Linked DNA regions of Homo sapiens: all the other regions are linked to region 2. Evidence: read pairs that join two places in POLR2A ChIA-PET (ENCODE). Cell type or tissue: OCI-LY7. All regions are shown on one strand. Each heading gives the region's core, and the rest is flanking DNA. Links, peaks and the distances in the headings are about the cores only.

Evidence for each region. Peaks named below come from ENCODE experiments on the same cell type or tissue, not always from the same donor. Only the 100,000 strongest peaks of a DNase experiment are listed, where the experiment ranks them.
Region 1: POLR2A ChIA-PET joins it to region 2 with 5 read pairs; 1 of 35 experiments calls an interaction of 5 or more read pairs at or near these places.
Region 3: POLR2A ChIA-PET joins it to region 2 with 6 read pairs; 1 of 35 experiments calls an interaction of 5 or more read pairs at or near these places.

The regions. Positions count from the first base shown.
Region 1 is chr1:4,066,044-4,074,029 of GRCh38, reverse strand. No RefSeq gene overlaps it. Among named protein-coding and RNA genes, the nearest start is that of LINC02780, 94 kb to the right of the region's middle. In OCI-LY7, for the core only: no CTCF peak of the experiment used is centred there; a DNase peak (open chromatin) is centred at 3,309; H3K4me3 peaks cover 547 bases.
Region 2 is chr1:3,902,054-3,910,039 of GRCh38, reverse strand. LINC01134 (long intergenic non-protein coding RNA 1134) reads right to left here. Exons shown (of 4, transcript NR_024455.1): 2 at 6,004-6,075. Among named protein-coding and RNA genes, the nearest start is that of LINC01134, 5.6 kb to the right of the region's middle. RefSeq lists a silencer at 2,539-2,598. In OCI-LY7, for the core only: CTCF peaks have their summits at 2,457, 2,658 (motif pointing right) and 5,423 (motif pointing right); DNase peaks (open chromatin) are centred at 2,649, 3,779, 5,039, 6,009 and 4 weaker places; H3K4me3 peaks cover 4,547 bases; H3K27ac peaks cover 5,000 bases.
Region 3 is chr1:4,305,821-4,313,806 of GRCh38, reverse strand. No RefSeq gene overlaps it. Among named protein-coding and RNA genes, the nearest start is that of LINC01777, 100 kb to the left of the region's middle. RefSeq lists a silencer at 3,637-3,696. In OCI-LY7, for the core only: no CTCF peak of the experiment used is centred there; DNase peaks (open chromatin) are centred at 1,586, 2,836, 3,256 and 3,696; H3K4me3 peaks cover 2,480 bases; H3K27ac peaks cover 3,244 bases.

The sequences.
Region 1 (7,986 bases), core at 1,372-6,371, 160 kb before region 2:
GGGTCAGAGTATTCCAAGGACCTGCCACAGCCGGAGAAAGGGAATCCCCCTTCCCTCAGGGCTCACAGGAGGACTGGCAGGACCTGCCTTCCCCCACTGGTTTCAGTGAGGGGTGACCATAAAATCAGAGCTGCAGGGCCAGGCACGGTGGCTCACGCCTGTAATCCCAGCACTTTGGGAGGCGGAGGCGGGCGGATCGCGAGGTCAGGAGATCGAGACCATCCTGGCTAACACAGTGAAACCCCGTCTCTACTAAAAATACAAAAAAATTAGCCAGGCACAGTGGTGGGTGCCTGCAGTCCCAGCTACTCGGGAGGCTGAGGTAGGAGAATGGGTGAACCCAGAAGGCGGAGCTTTCAGTGAGCTGAGATCATTGCGCCACTGCACTCCAGGCTGAGCGACAGAGCGAGACTCCATCTCAAAAAAAAAAAAAAAAAAAAAAAATCAGAGCTGCAAATCAGGCCACTCTCAAAAGCCAGGAAGTCTTTCTAAGTCTTGTAACTCAGCATCTGAAAGTCACGCTGCTCCAAGCCTGTGAGTCTACAAGGTAGCAGTGTGTAACAGAGCCCCCCTCTCTCTCCCTCCCTGTTTCTCCCTATCTGTCCCCTCCTACTATTTCGTCCTCCTCCTTCTCCTGAACCTGCCCCTTTCTACCCTTTTCTTTCTCCTCCTTCTCCTTCCTTTTCTTTCTTCCCTCCTTTCACCTCTTCATCTTATCTTTATCTTCTGCTTCTCTTCCTGCTCCTCCTCTCGCTCCCACTCTCCTTCTTTTTCCCCTTTCTCCTCGTCTTCCCACCATCTCCCCTGTCCTGAGAGTGACCTATGAAGCAGCTGACACAAGAATCTGGAGTGAGACACTGAAAAGCCATCCCATGGTTTGAGCCTCAGGAACTGTGGGATTGTTCCTTCCAGAGCAGGGCAGGGAGACCTGCTCTCTCACCAGGAACGGTGGCAGGGACCCTGCTCTGTCCTGCCGTGCTCTGGGTTTCATAAATCTCGGAGAAGTTTCTTCTGCTCCTCCTAGTTCCTTCCACTTTGTGGGGCCATCACTGGCTGTGGTCTGCCGCCCTTGCCTAGGTCAGCACAACACTGGGTGAATCTGGACCCAGGCTTGGCGGGAAATCACCACACTGCATGCCTCTGCTGCCCCGAGGGTCCTAATTAGTTTTCAGCTTCAGAAGTGACGGGCTAGAGCACAACATTTATTCAAGTGTTTATTACTTTGACACTTCCCTATGTTCAACAATATTACTCACTTTGAGAACAAATCCATTAGGATTTCTCTCTCCTTCAATGGAGAGGTGGGGCTTTCGTTGACTAATTGGAGTCAGCGGGACTGTTTAAATCACGTGGAAGCCCCACAAGGTGAATGCACTGACATTGTCACGTTTCTCCAGAGCAGCTGTTTTCCACGACAGAGAGTCAGGCTCACTGGAAATGACCTGCTCTGAAGGGAGCCTCGTGCCAATCTCAGGCAGCCCCATGGCCCGATCCTGCCTTCCTGCTCACCTGGCTGCATCTTACCACAAAAATAGATGCCCACCTCCAACCAAATGCACTCTTGGAAACACACCAAGAGGACATGCCAGTCCCACCTAAATCCCAGATCCCATGTTTCTCAAAGGCAAGGGCCAGCACAGCCCCACAGATAGCCAGGATAGAGGATGCCAGAGCTACCACAGAGCAGGTGCTTCCTGGCTCTCCTGGAGTGGAGCAGCAGTTCTTCACTCACACAGACTCCCCAGACAGCAGCTGCTCCCTCCTCTCTGAGCCTCAGTCTCTCCCCTAGAAATGGGGCCAAGAAGTAGTTCCTACCCTATAAGACTGTGAGGAGGATACGGTGAGCTAGCCGTGGGAAGTGCCAGGCGCCTCAAGGGCTCAGGCAGCATTAGCTACTAATAGTATCAATTAGATCAGCACCAAGAAGAAACCCATCTGTGTTCTAAAGTAGGGAAAATTCCAACAAGATCATATTTCTGGAAACACACTGGCTTCCCCATATGGTCTCCCTCTCCCAAGGGCCACCCAGCCCCCAGGGTCTTTGCAGGGAACAGGTTCATTTGTCCAGCCTGGAAAGCACACGCTGGAAGCAAAGGGGCCTCGCCGCAATGCCCAGGTGGAGGGCCCAAGGGAGGGGCTTCTGAGGAGAGCCCTGGAAGTGGCTCAGCAGCAGCTGGGGACAGGCCCTGCCACTGTTCCTGGCCTCCCTGCAATGACGGTGTTTGCTGGCTCAGCTGATTGTCCTCATGGCGGCCAGATGGTTGGAACATCAGCGTTCAGTGTGAGATTAATGCCAGGTGGAATAAAATCACTTAATACCCTGCAATATGCAAGAGCAACACTTCCTATGCAGAGCTGCTGCCTTGATACAACTGCATCCTAACATGAGTCATGCTGAGAGTCCAATATTTGTTTAATGGCAACCAGAAGAAATGGTAGAGAAGGAATCAAATGTCAATCAAAGAAGATAAGACTGAATTAACCAGTCTTGGTAATTCAAAGGTCACCAAAGAGCCAGAAAAAGTCAAATTAATGTCATGCTGCCTGCAGGCTGTCCCTGGCCCAGTGAACGCTGCCAAATGGAGCAATTTCCAGAAAAGTCAACTGAAAGCAGAATATAGACAACTATATAGATGAAATCATGAATAAATGAATGAATAATGCCAGACTATTGGCACCACAGAGCCCCTTCCTTCCCAGTGGTGACACCTGGCACACATTCCTCTGCCGGGTGATCAAGGTCAACTTCAGTAGTAATGAGGCATGTTGAGAATAGGCATCCTGGATGCAATGCAATGAGAAGGGCACTTCACCCCTGCAGTCTTCCTTCCAAAACTACATAGCGCCAGTCTAATCATGAGAAAAACATCAGACAAACCCTCATTGACGGAAATTCTACAAAATATCTGGCCAGTATGCCAAACAACTATCAAGGTCATCAAAATCCAGAAAAGTCTGAGAAACTGTCACAGCCAAGAGGAGCCCAAGGAGACGTGATGACTAAATGTAATGCAGGATTCTGGAAGGGATCCTGGAATAGAAATCGATCCTGGGGCATTAGGTAAAAACTAAGGAAATCTGGGGGAAAATGACCTACTGATGTTGGTTTATCAAGTGTGACAAATGTACCATATTAATGTTACTAATAAAAGGAACTGGGTAGAGCGTAGATATGAACTCCCTATTGTGAAAATAAGTAATTCAAAATCTAAGCTGTTGGAATTCAAAATTATTTTGAGCCTCAAAGGAATGTAATTATGGGGCCCGAGTCATGTGACAGGCAGCTGTAACTGAGGCAGCTGTAACCTTCCTCTCTCTGATTCTACATTAGACTTCTTCCTCTCTACATTGTTTTGCAAAATGTTGCAAATAACTAAAGGCTTCCTTTTCTCACTGCTGATCTTCATAACAGATTAGCTTCTCTTACCTTTCTCACACACAGAATTCATGGCTACCACATTGTCTTAAGAAGAAATGTTAAATACACTCTTTTAAATTGGAAAGTTAATGAAAATCAGATATAAAGAAAACAAGAAAACAAACTGTTAAAAGAGAACAAACTGTAACTAATTAAATTATTGTAGCTCATAAACCAGATTTGCATAGGAAATATTGTAGTCCTGTTAAATTTCTTTGCCTTCTACCTATAAAGCAATACCTTCACTTTTAATTTCAGAACACTGACCCCATTTCTCCAGAGTCTGTGTCTCCAGGATGGCTATTCCCAGCTTTTTGCTTAAATAGACTCTTTAAAACTGGATTCTGATCCTTTTGATCGTTTCAAGTTGACACCATACTGTCTTCATAACTTTTCTGTAAATCTAAACTATTAAAAATTAGACATGTATTAATAAAAAAGAAAAATTACTTAAGGATGTAGTTCCTCCCCACCCACCATAAAAAAAGAAGTAAGAAATTGGAGGATCCAATTCAGGGGAGAGATGAAGGCTATCCCAAGATGTTAATGGACGAGCCATCCTGGGATGCAGTTGCTTCATTTGGAGCTTGCAAAAGAATTCCCAGAGGGAGTTGCCTGTTTTTTTGTTTTTTTTTTTTAATGAAATTTCAGAGACTTGTTACTGTTACAGAGAGGCTACAGGAATTTAAGGGTAAGCTAATGATAGACCATGCAAGAAAAAAAAAGGAAACTAGAATTTTCTGAGGGAAAAATACATACAAGAAAAAAGAAATCATAGTTCACTATGTGGCTATGCAGTGAATAATATTTACAAATTACAAAAGTGCAAACACAATCTGCTAATATTTTTTAACTTGTAGAATCAAGCTACAGGTAACACCTTGAAGATTTAATTACCGTTTCAACCCAGGTTGTGTTACAGTGGCTGGGATTCATGAAGCCTCTTCCCCAGCGTACAGGTTGCTTGAGGGGAAAAGGAGGACCTTATTTTTGCACGTGGTCAGCCAGTAGGTGCTCAGCTGCTCTACAGGTGGCACAATGAAGTGGTTATAAGTGTGAGCTTTGAAGTTCAACAGTCAGATCCCACTGTGGGCTCGGATACTCGGTAGCTTTGGAAGACCGAACAAATAATTTAGCTCCTCTCTGCCTGAATTTGCTCATTTGCTCATCAACCAACATGAATGTACTAAGGATTAAAGTAGACTATATATGTAAAACAGCACAATGCCCAGACATCATCAACACACTGCATAATTAGTTGCTATTGTTACCTTGTAAGCAAAGAAAGGAAGACAATTAGTTTTGCTTTTTCTGGGGAATAAAGGAAAGAAAAGATACTCCTGGAAGTGCAACTCAATGACCAAGCCCTGAAATAAAATTTTTTAAAAAACAACACTCTGGGCTTTTATCACCTTCAAGAGACAGGGTCTGAGGAAGGCCTGCCTCTGCACAAAAGCTCAAGGACTCTAAGAACTCAACCTTCTCGATCCTAAAAATGCATCTGCTGGCCTGCTCTTCTCAGCTGGTGTCCACAGGGTGCCTCTGCAGAGCTCACGGAGAGCCACCCTGCAGAGCTCACGGAGAGCCACCCTGCAGACAGGAAGGAGGGAGCTTCTGCCAGCACAGCCTGCTCCCAAGAGGAGCTCTCACTACACCCAGAGACCACACTTCCAGGCTGAGCCCCATCACAACCAGGTGTTGCAGAGGCCGAGGGATCCTTCCTGGGTTCCTGCATCCTGCACTGATAGAAAACCCCTAAGGCACACCCATGTGATTGATGGAGATTGAGTCACAAAATTAAGTGATTATTTATGCCTAGCAACATAACATGAGACCAAGGTTTCACTAATCATCACCACTAGCGGACCGGAGCCTCGTCTGAGGAAGAGAGGTAGAGACATCTCCGCAATCCAAACACGACGTGCCCATGTAATTAGCTCATCCATAATTGAGCACTCTGCTTGCATAAAGTTTGCGCTCATTAGTCAAAAGCACATCTCTCATAACTCCACAGGTTGTTTTAAACAGATTGGTTTTTTGCTGAAAGCCTCGTTTTCATTTAAAAGCGCGTCCTTACACGGCATGTCAAGAACAGGGACGCTTTTCGTAAGATGAATGGAATCTGGGAACATTCTTTTCTATAATGAGGTTGTAACGTTCTCAGCCCCTGGCACATGGGAAGGGCACACCGAGCTTGGAATACACACAAGAGTGTAAACAGAGGGTTCCCCTTTTCAGCAAGTGAAGGGCAAGCATCCTCCTCGGCCCAGCCAAGAAGTGCCTTGTCTCAGCCTCTCCCCTTCCAGAGAGACCCTGCGGTCCTGATGACCTAGCCAAGTCCTCAGCCGGAAGCAGTGGCAGACGCTCGATGTTCAAGGTGGGAGGCAGCACATCCAGGCCCACTCTGGGCTTCCAGCCCTGTTCCAGACCCTCGGTTTCTTTCAGGGTTCAGAAAGGGCATTTGCCTCCTTCCTCTCCCTGTGCCCATAACACAGCTTGCAACTGAACATTCTCATGACCAGGAAGCTTGCTTGGGGTCTTCCTACATTTTTCTTGCTATCTATGGGATTCTAGTGTTTCCTGGCCTGGTAGCCCCTGTGCTGGGATGGGGTAATGGGATGCCACGGGCTGGGCGGGCAGTGCCCCAGGCTCCTGTGACTTATGCGTAGGTATCATCCAGGGCAAAATGAGTTCCCTCCCTGAATCCCTGGGTCCTTGCCACCATGAGGACCCCAGACCTGCCCCCACCACCTGTTGTCACACAAACTCACACAAGGGGAGGCGCTGAACACTAGGCTCTGGGTCCCTCGGGCTCCTCAGGGCCATTTTCACCTCAGAAAGACGTGTCCCCAAGTGACCGTCCCTTAGTCCCTTCCCCAGGCTCCCAGCACCCCCACCCATGCCAGCTTGATATTACCTGGACAGTGCACCCCTCCATGCCCCTCTGCTCCTGGCCACCAGCAGGAGTCTGGTGAACAAACGAATGAACAATTGAATGAGTGAGTGAGTATATGAGTGACTGAGTGAGCAAGTGAGTGAATGAGTGAGTGTGAGTGAGTGAATGAATATGTGAGTGACTGAGTGTGAGTGAATGAGTGACTGAGTGAATGAGTGACTGTGTGAGTGAGAGTGACTGAGTGTGTGAGTGAATGAATGAGTGTGTGAGTGACTGACAGTGAGTGAATGAATATGTAAGTGAGTGTGTGAGTGACCAAGTGAGTGAATAAGTGAGTGACTGAATGAGTCTGAGTGTGAGTGTGTGAGTGAGTGACTGAGCGAGTGTGTGAGAGTGAGTGAATGAGGGAGTGTGTGAGTGAGTGACTGAGTGTATGAGTGAGTGAATGAGTGACTGAGTGTGAGTGAGTGAATAAGTGAGTGTGAGTGAATGAGTGACTGAGCAAGTGTGTGAGTGAATGTGTGTGAGTGAGTGACTGTGAGTGAATGAGTGACTGTGAGTGAATGCATGACAGTGTGAGTGAATGAGTGAGCAAGTGTGTGAGTGAATGTGTGTGAGTGAGTGAATGAGTGTGAGTGAATAAATGAGTGAGTGAATGAGTGAGTGACTGTGAGTGTGAGTGAACGAGTGACTGAGCAAGTGTGTGAGTGAATGAGTGAGCAAATGTGAGTATGAGTGTGTGAGTGAGTGACTGAGCAAGTGTGGGAGTGTGAGTGAATGAGTGAGTGAGTGAATGAGTGACTGTGTGAGTGAACGAGTGACTGAGCAAGTGTGTGACAGTGTGTGTGAGTGAATAAGTGAGTGAGTGAATGAAACAGTGACTGTGTGAGTGATGAGCAAGTGTATGTGAATGAGTGACTGAGCAAGTGAATGAGTGTGAGTGTGTGAGTGACTGAGTGTGAGTGAGTGAATGAGCAAGTGTGAGTGAATGAGTGTGTGAGTGAATGAGCAAGTGAGTGAGTGAATAAGTGAGTGAATGAGTGTGCGAGTGAGTAAATGAGTGACTGTGAGTGAATGAGTATGAGTGAATGAGTGAGCAAGTGTGAGCGTGTGATGAATGAGTGTGTGTGAGTGAATGAGTGAGTGGATGAGCGTGTGAATGAGTGACTGAGCGAGTATGTGAGTGTATGAGTGAATGAGTGTGAGTGAGCAAGTGTGAGTGAATGAGTGTATGAGTGAATGAATGAGTGAGTGAGTGTGTGTGACTGAATGAGTGTGAGTGTGTGAGTAAATGTGTGTGAATGAGTGACTGAGTGACTGAGTGTGAATGAGTGACTGAGCAAGTGTGTGTGAATGAGTGTATGAGTGAGTGAGCGAGTGTGTGAGTGAATGTGTGTGAGTGAATGAGTGTGAGTGAATGAGTGACTGAGTGTGAGTGAACGAGTGACTGAGCAAGTGTGTGAGTGAATGAGTGAGCGAATGTGTGTGTGAGTGACTGAGCAAGTGTGGGAGTGTGAGTGAATGAGTGAGTGAGTGAATGACTGTGAGTGAACGAGTGACTGAGCAAGTGTGTGAGTGACTGAGCGAGTGTGTGTGAGTGAATAAGTGAGCGAATGAGTGAATGAATCAGTGACTGAGTGTGAGTGATGAGCAAGTGTATGTGAATGAGTGA
Region 2 (7,986 bases), core at 1,118-6,117:
CATAAAATGCACTGACTTCTTTAAAACCCCAGGAAGAAATTAATAACATCTAGGGGAAGGATAACGAATTTTTTACTAAGTGGGAAGGCTGGCCTCTGGTTTGGAGAAGAGTCTGGGTCAAACTGTGTCCAGCCAAGTAAGGAACCTCAGTCCGGTTCCCATGGCCGTGGGGAGGGACGAGGCCTTCACAGCCTGGGGACCCATTTTCCTCACCCCTGTGACAGGGTAGAAGTCACTTTACAAATCACCACGGTACACACCCCCCGGGCTGCAGCAGCCCATGCTCTGCAGAAATGCAAATATTAAGACAACTTTATCTGCACGCCTCTCTGCAGGAAGGTTGCATCCCCTTAGCAGTAGGATCAAAAATTTTTTAGTAAATTAAAAAATTATTCAAAGAACATTTCTCTCTCACTGAGAAAAAAGCAGGGTGCCTCCTTTTTCCTGAGAGGAAAAATGCTCTGTAAAATCTCTCTCTTTGTAATCAGGTTCATACAATAGGCATTAGTTCCGGGGAATTTCAACAGAAATCAGAAATAAAAGGAGATAAGAAAGTTCCAACCAGCCTCCGAAAACGGGCATTCCAGACCCACCAGAGAGATATTCTATTCCCTTTTCTCCGTAGCTCACTTGTGTGTGGGAGGAGGAAGGTCTGCGGTAAGAATTGAATCCTGCCCCAAAGAGGCCTGACCTTTGTCCTCAGCCACTGGGAGGTGACCTCCACGATGTCCTGCCTGATAGGAGTCACTGTTTGCCCAGGGCCTTGGGTTACACAGGAGAGTCCAGTGATGTGACTTAGGGTGGAGGAGAGCCACCATGATGGTCTCAGGGTGGGGCTGGCCATGCCAGAAAGACCAACGGTGTCATGGAGGGTGGGAGATGGGGACCACACGGTGGCAATCGGCCGCAGGACGGGGACTGACCATTTGGGTGGTCACTCAATCAGCCATGCCCATGGAATGGAGCCCCAGTGAGAACCTGGACACTGTGGCTTGAGGCTGGCCCTCGCTCGTGCTACCACGTTGACGCAGGAGAGTCACAAGTCCCAGTCCCACAGGAAAGGGACAGCAAGAGCTCCGCTTGGGGCACTTTTCCTGGACTCGGCCCCCTGCCTCCCCTCCTTTGGCCAATCTTAATCTGTATCCTTTCCCGGTAAGGAACTGATTTATGTAGATGTTGTTCCCACCCAGACAGGCTGGCTCCCCTCTGGCTTCTGCCAGGACTGGAGGCTTCCTGAGGCCTCCCCAGCAGCCGAGCAGGTGCCACCATGCCCCTGTACAGCCTGTGGACCCAGGAGCCAATTACACCTCTTTTCTTCATAAATTACCCAGTCTCAGGTATTTCTTCACAGCAATTCAAGAATGGACTAATACAGAAACCACAACTGTGAGTGTAATAGCTTTCAAGGAGTTCTGGGAGTCCTTCTAGAATCATCAAACTGAGGGTGGCCTTGGGCACCTGAACTTGTGATTCGTACCAGGGTGAGGCCTTGCATGGACTGTGTCCTTGACCTTTGTAACTGGCCTGAACTCTTACTGAGTGTGTGTGTGTGTGTGTGTGTGTGTGTGTGTGTGTGTGAGAGAGAGAGAGAGAGAGAGAGAGAGAGAGAGAGAGAGAGACAGAGAGACAGAGAGAAAGAGAGAGAGAGAGGAGAGACAGAGAGAGAGCAAAGAGAGAGAGAGAGAAATAGAGAAATTCCCGATCTGGTATAAATCTATTTTCTGGAATACTAAAGTTATACATCTTGGAACTGACAAATCCAAGGGAAAAATTATCCCCACCCTTTTGCCTCTAAATTCATGCAACTGAGTTAGCTTGAGAACGTCCAAGAATTCCAGACAGTTCAGTCCAAAATTCGAAACAAGGTACAGACCTTGTTAGCTGCTCCTGGTCTGCAAGCCAACACCCCCACAAACCCAGAGACACGTGTGGAGACCAGATAACCACGTGGGCTGGCCTCCATTCTGTGCCCAGACTTTGAAAAGAAGGATGGAGCCAGGCAGGGGGCGAACCTGCACTAGAATAAGACGAGGTGAAACCATTGCACAAGGTGGCCTGGAGGGAGCCTGGAGCAAGCCAGCCCTGCAAAGCCCCACCTGAGAAGCCAGGTTATGTCCACCCCATCAGTTCACACCAGTCAGCTGCTGCGAGCGGGCGGCGGTGACCCTGGCTCTGCACTCAAGTTTAAGGACAGACGCTGCCGTTGTACTTAGCTGCCTCGAAACGCACTGACCTGAATCTGTTCTGGATTCTTAGGAAGCAGCATGACAGGGAAGTCACAGCCGCAGGGACCTCGGTAGGCAAGTGCCCTTCGAGGAAACTGGGGAATCCTCCGTGGGGCGGAGCGAGCCTGGGTGAGCAGAGACCGGCCGTCGGCCATTCCGCTCCCAGGGCCCATGAGCAGGGCAGACCCCTCCCCACCGACGTGGAGAAGTCTCATTTCTGAAACATGCCACCAACACACAGTCTCTACTGTCCTGCATCCCTAAAAGTGGAGTGATGCCTATTCACAGCTCACTTTCAAGTGGCTGAGACACTAGGCGGGAGAGCCTGCAAGCCCCACCCCGCCCTCCGGCCGCACCCCTGCCTTCCCGCCACACCCCTGCCTTCCCACTCACTCTTTCCTGCATCTTCCCACGGCCTTTGCTGCCCCTAGGGGGCCCTCATGGCCTTTACTGACAGCCCGTGACGTCTCAGTAGCTCAGATGAAACCTGTTTGATTTGAAAGCTGATGATTTTAGTTCCTGAAGGCCACACATGGGAACCGACCTGGACTTGAGGGTCATCGTTCCCAGTCCTGCCTGGGTCCACGTCCTGCCAAAATGCGATACCCGTGAGAACTGGGCAGGGCCCCACAGTGTCTCCTCCTGGGTGGCCTTGACCTGTGTCGGTGGCAGCCGAGGACGGATGCTTGGGTTTCAATGAAGGCAACTGAACACGCACAGCCGCCAAGAGAGGCCGCGGGGCGGGGGAACCTCAGAACCCCGTAATCTCTGCCCTGGGTGCAGACAGTTCTTCAGGAATTCCTCATCCTGCACATGGCCTGAGCATGGCTACACGGCCACAGAGGGAAAAACAGCTGCCCATCAATGACTAGTACGTTTGCGGGAAAATCCATTTATCTGTTGGCCCTGCCATGCCCCTGATGTTTGACCAAGTGAGCCTACGGTGCGCTGGGCACAGGGGCATCTGCGAGTGGGAGGCAGACGTGGATCTGCAGGGAGGGACCTGTCCACATGCCCGCTCCCAGCCTGAACCTCACTCTGCCATCAGCCCGATCCCCAGCCGGTTTCCACTGCCAGCGGCCCCTGCTTGAAGGCAAGGGAGCTCTCAAAATAGGGCTTTTCATCTTGGTGTTTTTCTTCCAGACTGCCCAAAGGTTCTCATAAAATGGCAATTTTTTTTTTCATCTAGTTGGAAATTTAGCCTTCTCCAGGCTCTGCAAATCCCAGGCCTTTTCTTCAAAGGACACTGCAGCGTGATCCCAGCGGAGGGCTGGCAGCAAGGCACAAAGTGGCCCATCGCTCGGAGCTTTTCTGCTGGATGATGTTGGAGTTCACGATTTGAATGTTCCCCCCTGGTGTGCAGTTTCACTGATACCCAAATGGAGCATGTTCTTCATACAGTCAGGGCAAGCGGAGACTACGGGGTTCCCGAGGTTCTCCTGCCCTGCAGCCTCTCTCTGCAGCTGTGCACATGCACCATGACTCCCCATGGAGGGTGCAGCTCCACCCTGGCGGGAGCCACGCCCACAGCTCCCACAGCCCTGCCTGTGCACTGCCTGCAGTGCTCTTTACAACGTGTGTGCAGAGAGCCCAACAAACTTTTGATGAATGAAACCGGTGGACTCCACCAGGAGACAAGTCCTGGCTTCCGCTGGAGCATCTCCACCGGGCCTGCGTCGGTGAAAAGCAGAGGCAAGCGAGTTCTCCTAGGTAGACCTCCACATCCTGCCTACTTACACAGTGATGGTTAGCTGCCATCAATAAGAACAGAAGCACAATTCAATTTTTAGAACACACACAATTAGGTGCCCATAAAAAACGGAAGCCAAAAATTAAAAGACAAATGAATGAGAAAGAACAAAACAAAACCACAATATTGAGAAACGTTAAGGAGGACTCAAATTTCCTGGCAAGGGGGCAGAGAGGGGCCAGGGCTGGGTGTGAACCTGGGAAGACACGGCCAGGCCGGGCTGACCAAGCCGGGTCAGGCCATGGGTCATGACCGCCTGGAGACCACAAGGGCGTCGGGCTGGGTCAGATGCCATGGACCCACCACTGCCTCCTGATCCCAGCACGTTGTAGGATATATGAAGCAGAAAATGGTCTACTCTACTCAAACATCGTCATGTCACAGACTACTGATCAGTCTACAAAGCGGGCTACAAGAGTCCAGTGGATGCTCAGCCTCCAGTGAGGGCCCCAGGGGCGCAGGCATTGGGCCCTTCCACCGGCACCTCCTTCCCCATCTCTGCACGGCGCCAACAGTTCCTATGTACTCTACACCTGATTCTGATGCCACCAACTCCAGAAGAGACCCTCTGCCCCATGCTGGTGGCTCCCTGAAGTTTCTGGGCATCTTCCAACTGCCCCAGGGGTAGTCCTGTGAGTCTCTCAGGCACCCTAGCAGGCTCAGAGCCTACATCCTTCTCCGCTGTGTCCTTCATTCAAGGCAGGACCTTGGCACATGTGCACGGGGCAGACACGGGAGGAGCTGCGATACTTTCCAACAGCAGACGGCTGTCCTACCACAGGGTTATTTTTGCCCAGCTAAGTCGGGTGGACCGAGAGGATAGGAGAGGGTGGGCTATTAAGAAAACATTAGTTTAGGTCAATTCAAAGAGAACTTTTTTTTTTTTTTTGACAAAGTTTCACTCTGTCACCCAGGCTGGAGTGCAGTGGTGCGATGACATTTTAAAAGCATGCTGCAAGCTTTTTTTCCCCTGCCTTCTCCCTCTCTCTCTCTCTTTCTACCTATTACTTCTTTCTTTTAATTATAAAAGGCCATATGCAAGAGAGGCCCTGTCATCATACAGGCCACCATCTGTTGGCAGGAATGCAATGTGCTCTGGCCGGGGTGGCCTCAGTTAACGGGTCTACCGACTGCTAGTCAGTTGAAAAATCTCTTCAACTTTCTCACTGGCCCTACAGTGTTTGTCAAAGGCAAATACTGAACTGGGGCACAGCAGTGTTTTAAGTCAGAAATTTGTGGTATGGGCAAGAATGCAAAGTTTCCTCCAATCCACAATCCTCAAGTTCTCTGTGTGCGTCTCGCCCCCGGCCAGCCAGCCAGCCAGCCAATGTCCTCTGGGTATCACCAGCCTCCGTGAACAAAACACGGACCCTGCCTTCCAGGGGCGTACAGTTCAGGTGGGGGGCCAGCCACGTACAAGCCTGCACAGACTTCACACGCCTGCCACCATGGGGAGTCTCACTGTGCCCTGACCTGGCCGGGTGGGGGCACAGCTAATCAGGAATAAGAACAGAAGCAGACACAGCGAACCCGGGAAGCTGTGGTGTGGAGGTGGCTTCGGCCAAGCCTGGTTTTGGGGAACCCAGGAAACCGTGGTGTGGAGGTGGCTTCGGCCGAGCCTGGTTTTCTGCTCCCTCCAGGGTCTCCTGCAATTCCACATGGCAGCTTGAGGTGGAGCGGGGGAGAGAATTCAAGATTGGCTCCTCTGCCCACGCCAACACCTCCCACCTCGTCAGGAGGGGTAGCCTGTCCAGACAGGGCTCCACTGCACATCCAGCCTTGACTAGGAGGCTCTGTTTCCCCCGGGTGGGCCTGAAAGGGGCCTGCATCCTACAGGATGAGGGAGGGAGAGGGGGCCCCAGCCACTTCCTCCCAGGATCCTCACCCGACACCCCCAGCTCTGTGCTGTTGCCCATGTGGCCTCTCCCCCGTGGCTCCCATCACACTGCAAACGTACAATTCTGTGTGATGATTCCATGCCTGGGCTTGCGCCTGGCCCAGTCCCCAGAACACAGTGGAGCTTGATACCTTGAGTGAATGAGTGGATGCGCCATGCTCTGGGATAGCACCGGAGAAACGGTCCTGGCCTGCCACGGGGTCCTGGTAGAAGAGTGCAGAACACTAAAAAAGCAGCAACCGGCAGATTGAATGTAGGGGGCGGGGGAGCATCCAGGAAGGGCCCCCTGAGGACAGGAGATATAAGCTGAGTTGAGGTTTAACAAATGGATTAGCCAGGCAAAACGTGGGTTGGGGAGCTGGGGAAAGAAGGTTTTCAGGCACAGGGAAGTGGGGAAGAGGCTTTGCAGTGGTCAGGAGCTGAGGGAGGCACTGTGGATAGCAGAGGGGCAGGGGAACAGGTGCTGGGACTCTGTGCGGCTGGAGCAGGGAGCGGCAACGGTGAGCAAGCTCAGAAGCCCTTCCGCACATTCATTGGACAAACACCTGCTGGGCACCCACAGTGTGCCAGGCACCATGCCAGGACTTACAGGCCACTCTAAGACTGTGGCTCTGGATCCCAGAAGCAGGGGATCACCCCAACAGCTGTGGGCTGCCCAGGCCAGAGGAAAAGGAGAGACCAGCCGTGAGGCTTCAAAGTCTAGAATTAACAGCAACCGGCATCTGACAGGATGTGGGCAGGGAGAGAGAGACATTCACCAATGGCCTGGGTGTCAGGCCTTACAGCTGGGAGGCTGGAAACCATGCTCATCCCAGACCTGGGGAGAGGACAGACAACATTGGTGAAGGGAAGGAGAGTGCCCTTTGGGATGTTAAAAGTCCACATGGCTCGGAGCCCAGAGCCCCCATCGGGCGGGCGAGGCCAGGCAGTGAGGCATTTACATCAACTGGCACCAACCACAAACAAGACAGGCAAACACCAGCCAAGCCCCAGTGGATGAAAACTTTGAGCTCCCAAGGACTGGGAAATAAAACCACTGAACCAAGCTTATTATGAAATCAATCTCTGCGAAAATGGGACAGGCTAGGTGTTTAACAAAGTATCGCTCGCTCTCATTTTTTTCTGAACAGCTGGCAGCGATTATATTAAGTTTCCATTTCAAACGCATTTCCTGCCAGTTACACATTTGTCTCCTCCCCTTCTGTACAACATGGATAATAACACGGGAGAAGCGCAGGGCTAGGAAGAGAGAGGGTACAACAGCCAGGTAGGACATGTGTGTGTGTGTGTACACCAGGGCTGCAAGCATCTTCACTCACTGCCGAAAGCAAAACCCCACGTGCAGTCTAATTTGAGGGCTCCACCTAATTACCAAACGTCACACTTCTAAAGAGAGTGGAGGCTGCATAGAGCTCAAGCTGGCAGGATCCTTAAATACTCTCCCTTCTCAGGCACTAAAAGGAGGCATCAGCTGCATGTCTGGGCTTTGAGAGAGTCATACCGTAAGAGAAGGCACACTGATGCTTTTGGAAGAGATTATGAATCACACCCTGCCTTGGAACAGTGCACAGAGGGACCCTGAGCAGGCCATGAAGCCACAATGCAATGCAGTTCACTTTTCAACCTTTGTAGTTTAAGTGGAAAACCTAATGCTTCTGACAAAACTGCCTGATTTAAATGTTCTCACTTGAAAAAAAAAATAATGATTTAAAAAGGAAATAAGACTCCCATTTATTTGCAAAGCACAGTACGGGCTGCTGGGTGCACCCTGCGCCCGAGCACCTGGGAGCCAGCCCTGGACTGCGCAGCCACCTGCGGGCGGAGAGGGGAGGGGCCAGGTGTCCTCGGCCTCTGATGTGGCTTCCACCCTGCGCCCTTTTCTGAAGACACACATCCTAGAGCCCAGAGAACTTGAGGGCTGGAGGGTTTAAGGCAAGGCTGGATTTCATTTCTATGTTGAAATTCTTAAGAACAGAACAGTGTGCCGAGCGCGGTGGCTCACGCCTGTAATCCCAGCATTTTGGGAGGCCGCAGCAGGCGGACCACGAGGTCAGGAGATCGAGATCATCCTAGCTAACACGGTGAAACCCCGTCTCTACTAAAAATACAAAAAA
Region 3 (7,986 bases), core at 1,010-6,009, 400 kb before region 2:
CCCCCATTGTATCTCAGAAGTAACTAACTTGTTTTTTATTGTACAGACTCATAAGAGGAAGGGATTTGCCTTGTCTGAGATAAGACACTGGACTTGGAATTTTGAGTTAATGTGGAAATGCGCTAAGACTGTGGGGGACTGTTGGGAAGGGATGATTGCATTTTAAAATGTGAGAAGGACATGACATTAGGAAGAGCCAGGAGCAGAATGATATGGTTTGGCTCTGTGTCCCCACTCAAATCTCATGGTGAATTGTAATTCCAGTGTTGGTGGGAGGTGACTGAATCATGGGGGTGGACTTCCCCCTTGCTGTTCTTGTGATAGTGAGTTCTCAGAAGATCTGATTGTTGTAAAATGTGTAGCACTTTCCCTCTATCTCTCCTGTGGCCACATGAAGATGTACTTTCTTCCCCTTCACCTTCCTCCATGATTGTAAGTTTCCTGAGTTTTCCCCAGCCATGCCACCTGTACAGCCTGTGGAAAAGTGTAACCATAAACACGGTTATGATAAGTTTAAAAGTGTATAAAACTGGTATGTTTAAAACCACAAAATGGTGTTAAGAGAAATTTTTAAAGGCCTAAATATATGGAGAGAGACCATGGATGGGAGGAGTTTATACTACTAAGCAGTCAATTCTCCACAAGTTGACTTACAGATTCACTGTGATTTTCATCAAAATTCCAGCAGAATTTTTGTTAGGAATTGACAAGTTAATTTAAATGAAAATTTTAAAAGGCTAAGAATAAATAGGGTCTTATTGAAAAAAATAAAATAAAGTCAGAGGATTTAATCTACCATAATTCAAGATTTACTATAAAGTTATAGTAATTAAGATAGTGTAGTATGAGTAAAAGAATTAAACAAATAGATCAACGGAACAGAGCAGTGACTCCAAAAGTGTGTGTGCATTTGTGCATGTATGTGTGTGTGTGTGTGTGTGTGTGAACTAGTTTTTTAAAAGGCACCAAAACAATTCCATGGGCAAAGGAACGTCTTTTCGATAAGTTATATGTAAGTAACTGCACATCTACATGAGAAAAAATAATCATTCACTCCTACCTTATACCATATACAAAAATTAATTCAATATAGGTCATAAGCTTAAATGTGAAAGTTAAGACTATAAATCTCTAGTAGAAAACATAGAAGAGGATCTTTAAGGTCTTGGGGCACAAATTAATCCCTTAAGACACAAATGCTCTACCCATTAAAGGAAAAAAACCAATTTCTTATAAATTTAGGCCTTTTGTTCATCAAAGGACAGCACCAAAATCAGCCATGGAGTGAAAGCCGTTATTTGTAATATATATGTCAGACAAAAAGCCTACACCCTGGATATATATGTAAAAGTCTATCACAAATCAATAATAAAGAGATAACTTCCCTCTAAATCTGTAAGAGACTTAACAAGAATAAGTGGTCAAGATATGATTGAAAAAAAGAATAAAGTCGGAAGATTGAGTCTACCTTATTTCAAGTACACAAAATAACAGAATGCATAACAACCACAGGAAAAGTTGCTCAACATCCCTGACCGTTAGAGAAATGCAAATTAAAACCACAGTAAAGAACCACTACACACCACTACACACCACCACAATGGCAAAAATTACAAATCCCGAAAACCACAGAGCTGGCGACGGTGTGGGTAGGCTGGAATACTTACCCGTTACTGGTGCATGTGTGGGGATGGTTACACCACTTTGGAAAGCTTTTTGACAGTTTCTTATATGGCTGAACATACATTTACCCTAAGATCCAGCAATTCTTCTAGGTCTATAACAATGATAAATAGGCCCACCAAATACTTGTCCAAGAATGTACGTTCATAGCAACTTTATTTGTAGTAGCCAAAAACTAGGAACAACCCCAACGCCCATCAACAACAGAATTGATCAACAAACTGTAGTATATCCGTTCAATGAAATTCTACTCAGAAAGAAGGGGAGGAAAGCAGGAGAAAAAGAAAGAACAAATGGCTGATGCATGCAGCTACTTGGATGAGTCTTGAAAACATGAGTGGAATGAAGGAAGCCAGACAAGACAGACTACAGACGGTGCAATTCCATTTCTATGAAGTTCAAGAACAAGCGGGACAAATCTAAGGTGATGAAAGCCAGATCAATGGCTGCCTGCAGAGGAGGTCGGGAGGGGAGACGGCTGCCAAGGGCAGGGTCTTTCTGGCATGATAAAAATGTTCACTCAATCTGGGTAAGTTTCCGTTGTCAAAATTCAACTAACGTTTCATTTGAAACTGTGCATTTTACAGTATTGAGACTATGCCCCCATAAAGCACTGTTTAAAATAACTTACAGACAGGCTGGGTATGGCCTGTAATCCCAGCACTTCGGGAGGCCGAGGTGGGCAGATCACTTGAGGCCAGGAGTTTGAGACCAACCTGGCCAATACAGTGAAACCCTATCCCTACTAAAAATAGAAAAAGTGAGTCAGGTGTAGTGGCAGGCACCTGCAATCCCAGCTACTTAGGAGGCTGAGGCAGGAGAATCGCTTGAGCCAAGGAGGCGGAGGTTGCAGCGAGCTCAGATCGTGCTACTGCACTCCAGCCTGGGCAACAGAGAGACTCTGTCTCAAAAAAATAAAAAATAACTTAGAAACAAACTGAAGAACGGTATGCAAATAACAACAGAACACAGGAAGGAATCATTCTAGCACAGAAGCTATCTACCCCTTCTTAAGCATCTCAACTTTTCCTGGCACGATGCAACATGCCTGTGTGCATTACCCCCAGGTAGTGTTATCATAAGCCCTTGGAGCAAGGGGTTTTCCTGGACCCAGAGAGACTCGGTGACTCCCCTGAGATCCCCCGAGCTGTGCACAGTGGCAGAACCAAAACCCAAGGCAGACATGCGGATACCAAGCTGTCAGCCTCCACATTCCTTCCAGGTGCTGGGCTGCTTTCTGTTTCTTTGTGTGAATCCCACAGCAGCCAGCAATATCACTATGATTGCCCATTTTAAAGGTGAGGCAACAGACTCAGAGATGAAGTGGAGTAAGGATGTGAGCCCAAGCCCAGCCCGTTCTCCCACTAATACCACCCCTGCTCCCTGCCCCGCTCCTGGCCACCATTGCTGTCACCTCCCAAAGGTGCCACCTGTGCCTGCCCAAGGCCTTGAGATGCAAACAGGAAAAGCCTCAGTAGCTCCAGAGGTGAAGCACAGGTCAGGGATTCTCAACACAGAAAAGGCTATGTTCTGCGCGGCCAAGGTGCAGAAACACAGCCCCCGCGCAGCACCAGGTGCTTGGAGGAGATGTGCTGGCCTACAGAACAATGGGTCAGGTGAATATTGGGTGTTACAGCTTCCACAGGGCTGTGTGAGCTTCGCTCCCCCTCCAGACTGGGAGCTCTAGCACACCACGCCCATGCCTGGGGTGCACACCGTCCCCAGCAAGTGTCCTTGGATTGAATGGCTGTAGTAGAGTTCCTCTGTTGCCCTGTTGATGGCATTTGACAATAAGCAGCGTGCTGGACTGTCCCACTCACTCTCAGGCGGACCACTAGTTGAGCCCCCCAGAACAGGCAGCTTCCCACCCTGTCCTACAGCTGAACTGGAGGAGGGTTCCTAGAGGGACTGCTGGGACACTGGAGGCCCCTGGGGAGGAAGGAGTTTCAAAAGGGAGCCAGTGGCTGGCCCAGGTGCAGCAGGGACACGGTTGAGGGAACACAGACCACACGTTTGTTGTTCTTGTTGGGACGGGCCACCTGTCCCAGCGAGACGGTGGACTGGCTCCATGCCTCACCCTGAGCCCCAGCCAGCAAGCATCCTGAACCAGCAAGACACCTCCAATATCTCCTTCCTCTGGGTGGGTCCCAGTGGGACGTAGGACCCTGGCTCCTTGGACCCCTCCTACCCCAAATCCATTGAGAGGTCATGGCCCCACCCCCAGACACCCAAAGAGCCACTCTTGCTGTCTGTCCCTCATGCAGTCTGCTCTGTCATGCAGCCCCCCGGGGACACTCAGTGACAGGCAGACAGTGTCATCACCAGTCCTTGAGAAACCTCTGGGTCTCAGCTTGGTTGAGAAAGGACGGTAGCCCTGGCCAGGTGCTGACCAGGAAGTTGTAAGCAGGAAAGGAGTAAGATTAGAGACAGCAGCAGTGTCTAATGGAATTTTCTGAGTGGATGAGTGCTCACAACGTGGCTACTGAGTATTTGAAATGTGACTCCTGTGTCTGAGGAATTTAATTTTTTATGTAACTGCATTCATGAGAATTTTTTTTCTTTTTTTTTTTCTTTTTTTTTTAATTATACTTTAAGTTTTAGGGTACATGTGCCCAGCGTGCAGGTTAGTTACACATGCATACATGTGCCATGTTGGTGTGCTGCACCCGTTAACTCGTCATTTAACATTAGGTATATCTCCTAATGCTCTCCCTGCCCCCACCCACCCCACAACAGGCCCCAGTGTGTGATGTTCCCCTTCCTGTGCCCATGTGTTCTCATTGTTCAATTCCCACCTATGAGTGAGAACATGCGGTGTTTGGTTTTTTGTCCTTGCGATAGTTTGCTGAGAATGATGGTTTCCAGCTTCATCCATGTCCCTACAAAGGACATGAACTCATCCTTTTTTATGAGAATTTAAATTTACATTGCCACAGGTGGCCAGGGGCCATGTCCGAGAGCATAGCCTGGCAGTGGCCACCAGCTCTGCTGGGAGTCTCCCCCAGGAGTCTCTCTGGTTCCAGGAAAACTCTCTACTTGAACTCCACCCAGGCTGTGACTGTACCCTGCCCTTTGCCCTGCCCGCCAGGGCTGGTTTTGAAGGTCTACAGGAACAAGAAGCCATCTCTGGTCACCTAGGATGGTCTTGGAGGGCCGAGCTAGGAACCTGTCAGAGGAGAGGGAGCCGAGACAGGGGTCCTATGGGAAGGGAGAGGGCAGGGCTGGTGACACCGTAACGCTCAAAAGAAGCCACTGCTCCCGCCCGGCTCCCACTCCATGCACCCCATCCTGGACACCCAGAGCAACCGTGACATCCCTAGTTCCTTTTCCAAAAAGTGAGGAATAAACTGCCCAACACATTCTCCCCAGTCCCTTCCAGCTGAGCCCACCTTCTGGTGTGACCGTCACTGGAGTGTGGGTGGCCTCGTGGAGAGGCTGCGTCTGCCCTCCATGGCCACGGCCACACAGCCCCAACATGGGCTACTGCAGAAAAGTGTTCTTTCCATCCCCACATCCCAGAATACCTGCCAGCTGTAACAGGTCCTGTCTTTAGGGGGCTTTCTTGCAACCCAATTTTTCAATGGCCTTTAATTGGCTTCCATGTTCTCTGGCATCCACTCCCCACAAGCAGACTCTGACTCAGAAAAGGAAAACCTATCTGTTGTCAGTCACTCCTGCTGCTCTTTCCCCAGCACCCGGGCCCCTGTCATCGGGGCAGACAGGGCTATTTGTCAAGCTCAGGTGAGTCACCAAAAGACTTGATGTTCCTGCAGGGAAGCCCAGCCAGTGCCTCCTCCAAGCACACCTGAGGGGCTAAAAAACAACGCTCGCCATGTAAGCACGCTGCCTCCGTTGAAAGGGAGAGGGGTGCAGAAGAAAGGCGACTTTGATCCATCATTCACACCCCAAAGACGCCACTGTGGTTTGAAGCGGGAGAGACACATCTCTCTTTACAGGCAATTGAGACGTTGAGATGGCCACACATGCCGCTGTCTAGGGAGGAGTTCAGCTTGAACATGCTTAGTCACACTGGTGGCGGGGGAAAGAAATAGGGCAGCCGCCAGCCTGGGGACCAGGAGATGACAGCTTCAGTGACAGCAGAGAGGGCTCTGGGCTCAATGGACTCCCCCTCTCTTTTCTTTGAAATATCCAAATCGTGGCCATCCCTGCAGGAAAAACACCAGCCTGCATCTCTGCAGCCACCTCCTCGACACCTGAATTTTGATGGGTCACTTTTACATGTGGTTCCAAGCACCAAGTGAGCGTTTGGCTTCCATTAAGGGCAATTTGTACATGTTTTTCTCTTTTACCCCAATGAGTGTTCTTCACCCATGTCACCTCCTCAATCCCCTGGGCGTGTGCTGGCATCACTGGAGGTCTTTCATCTCGGCTGTGAGGACAGGACAGCAGCCCTCATGACACCTGCAGAGGTATCCAGGGAAGCCTCTCCTCTGCTCCAGCACTGGGCAAGCCTTGAGTCTCCACATTCTGCAGAAAAGTCCATTTTGGTCACTGAGGGAGCTGGAAGGGGAAGATGAAAGAGATGTTGGTTCTGGCAGGGTGCCCAGCACATGCAGAGACTACAGGGAAAAGGCCTCTCCTTAGGAATGAGAGGGACACCCAAGGCTCTGCATTTGTGGCCACCTGGCATAGCTCACTGGGGCCAAGAAGAAAAAAACACCAGGTTCAAGTCAGAGGACAGTGTTGCTTCTAAAAAGAGGGCAGAGACTTCAGAAGGGCAGACACAGAAGGGGCTTGGAATCCCCCATGTTGGTGGAAGGGACTGAGAAGCCTCTCTGGGCTGTCCACACCTGAACCAGACACTTCTCACTAGTGTCCCTGCTCTGAGGCCAGCCAGTTCTGCAAAGAACCCACATCAGCCCAGTCCACACCAGGCAGTTCTGAGCTGTCAGAAACAAAGAGCTTTTATTTCTGTGCTGAGCATTTTATATGTGCTTAATTATCTGCACCAATCTCCAAATAGCCAAATTCTGACAATAATAGTGACAGTAGGAACTGTTGTGTGTTCCTGAGCTCACATCACATGCCAGGAATTGTACTGAAGCTCTTGCCTGTCTCACTTATCTGACCCTCCTACCCTTTGAGGTGGCACAGTTGTCAATCGCACTTCACAGGCAGCTCAAAAGAGCTGATAAAATATGCCTGGCACTCCTGCCAGCCCTCTCAGGTCCCTGCTAACCATGCATGCAAAGGGCCACCTATTTTCCAGTGCCCAGACAAATGCCCCACCACCAGGCAGACTGCCATTCCCAAGGCCCTATGGCTCTTCCACGCCTCTTCTGTGGTGAGGATGTCACCTCCACTGCCAGTCAATATGGCACCCAAACAAGGCTTGCAGGCTTGGGAGGCACACAGCCTAGATGTGAGTCCCAGCTTCGTCACCTCCCCTCTGCAGGCCTGCCTGGACCTCGGCTCCTCCACTCCCATCCTGTGGATGCTGCCTGCTCTCCGGTGCACCTCGAGGGTCACTTGAGACCAGGCACTTTGTTGAGAACCGCGTCTGCTGCACTTGTACTGATATTGTTTGGCTGTGTCCCCACCCAAATCTCATCTTGAATTGTAGCTCCCATAATTCCCACGTCTTGTTGGAGGGATCTGATGGAAGATAATTGAACCATAGGGGCGGTTTCCCCCATGCTGTTCTCATGGCAGTGAGTAAGTCTCACAAGATCTCATGGTTTTATAAGGGTGGTGGTCTTGGTTCTTATTCTCTCTTGTCTGCTGCCATGTAAGATGTGCCTTTCACCTTCCACCATGATTGTGAGGCCTCCCCAGCCATGTGGAAGTGTGAGTCCATTAAACCTCTTTTTCTTTATAAATTACCAGTCTCAGGTATAACTTTATCAGCAGAATGAAAACAGACTAATACATGCATGAAGCCCATCAGCTGCTTCAGCATCCATTCTGCCTGGCAGGGCAGGAAGACCCAAGCCCATGGCTTGGCACCTTCTCCCTAGCATCCCCACTGTGAGGCCTGGAAACCCCCTTGCAGGTTTCCACACCCCTGCACGCCTGGGTGGTCTTGAGGTGGGAGGCAGGACTCAACTTCATAGGCAGGGCTCAAGCACCAGACCAGATTGAGGACTAGCTAAAACAAAAACGAGTTGGAAGCCACTTTCCATAAGCCATGCCCACCAGTGTGCCATGTCAGTTTACTGTTGCCATGGCAACACCTGAACATTACCTCCCCTTTCCATAGCAAGGATCCAATGACCAGGAAGTTACTACCATTTTTCTAAAAACGTATGCATAATCTGACCCTAAATTTGCATGTAACTAACA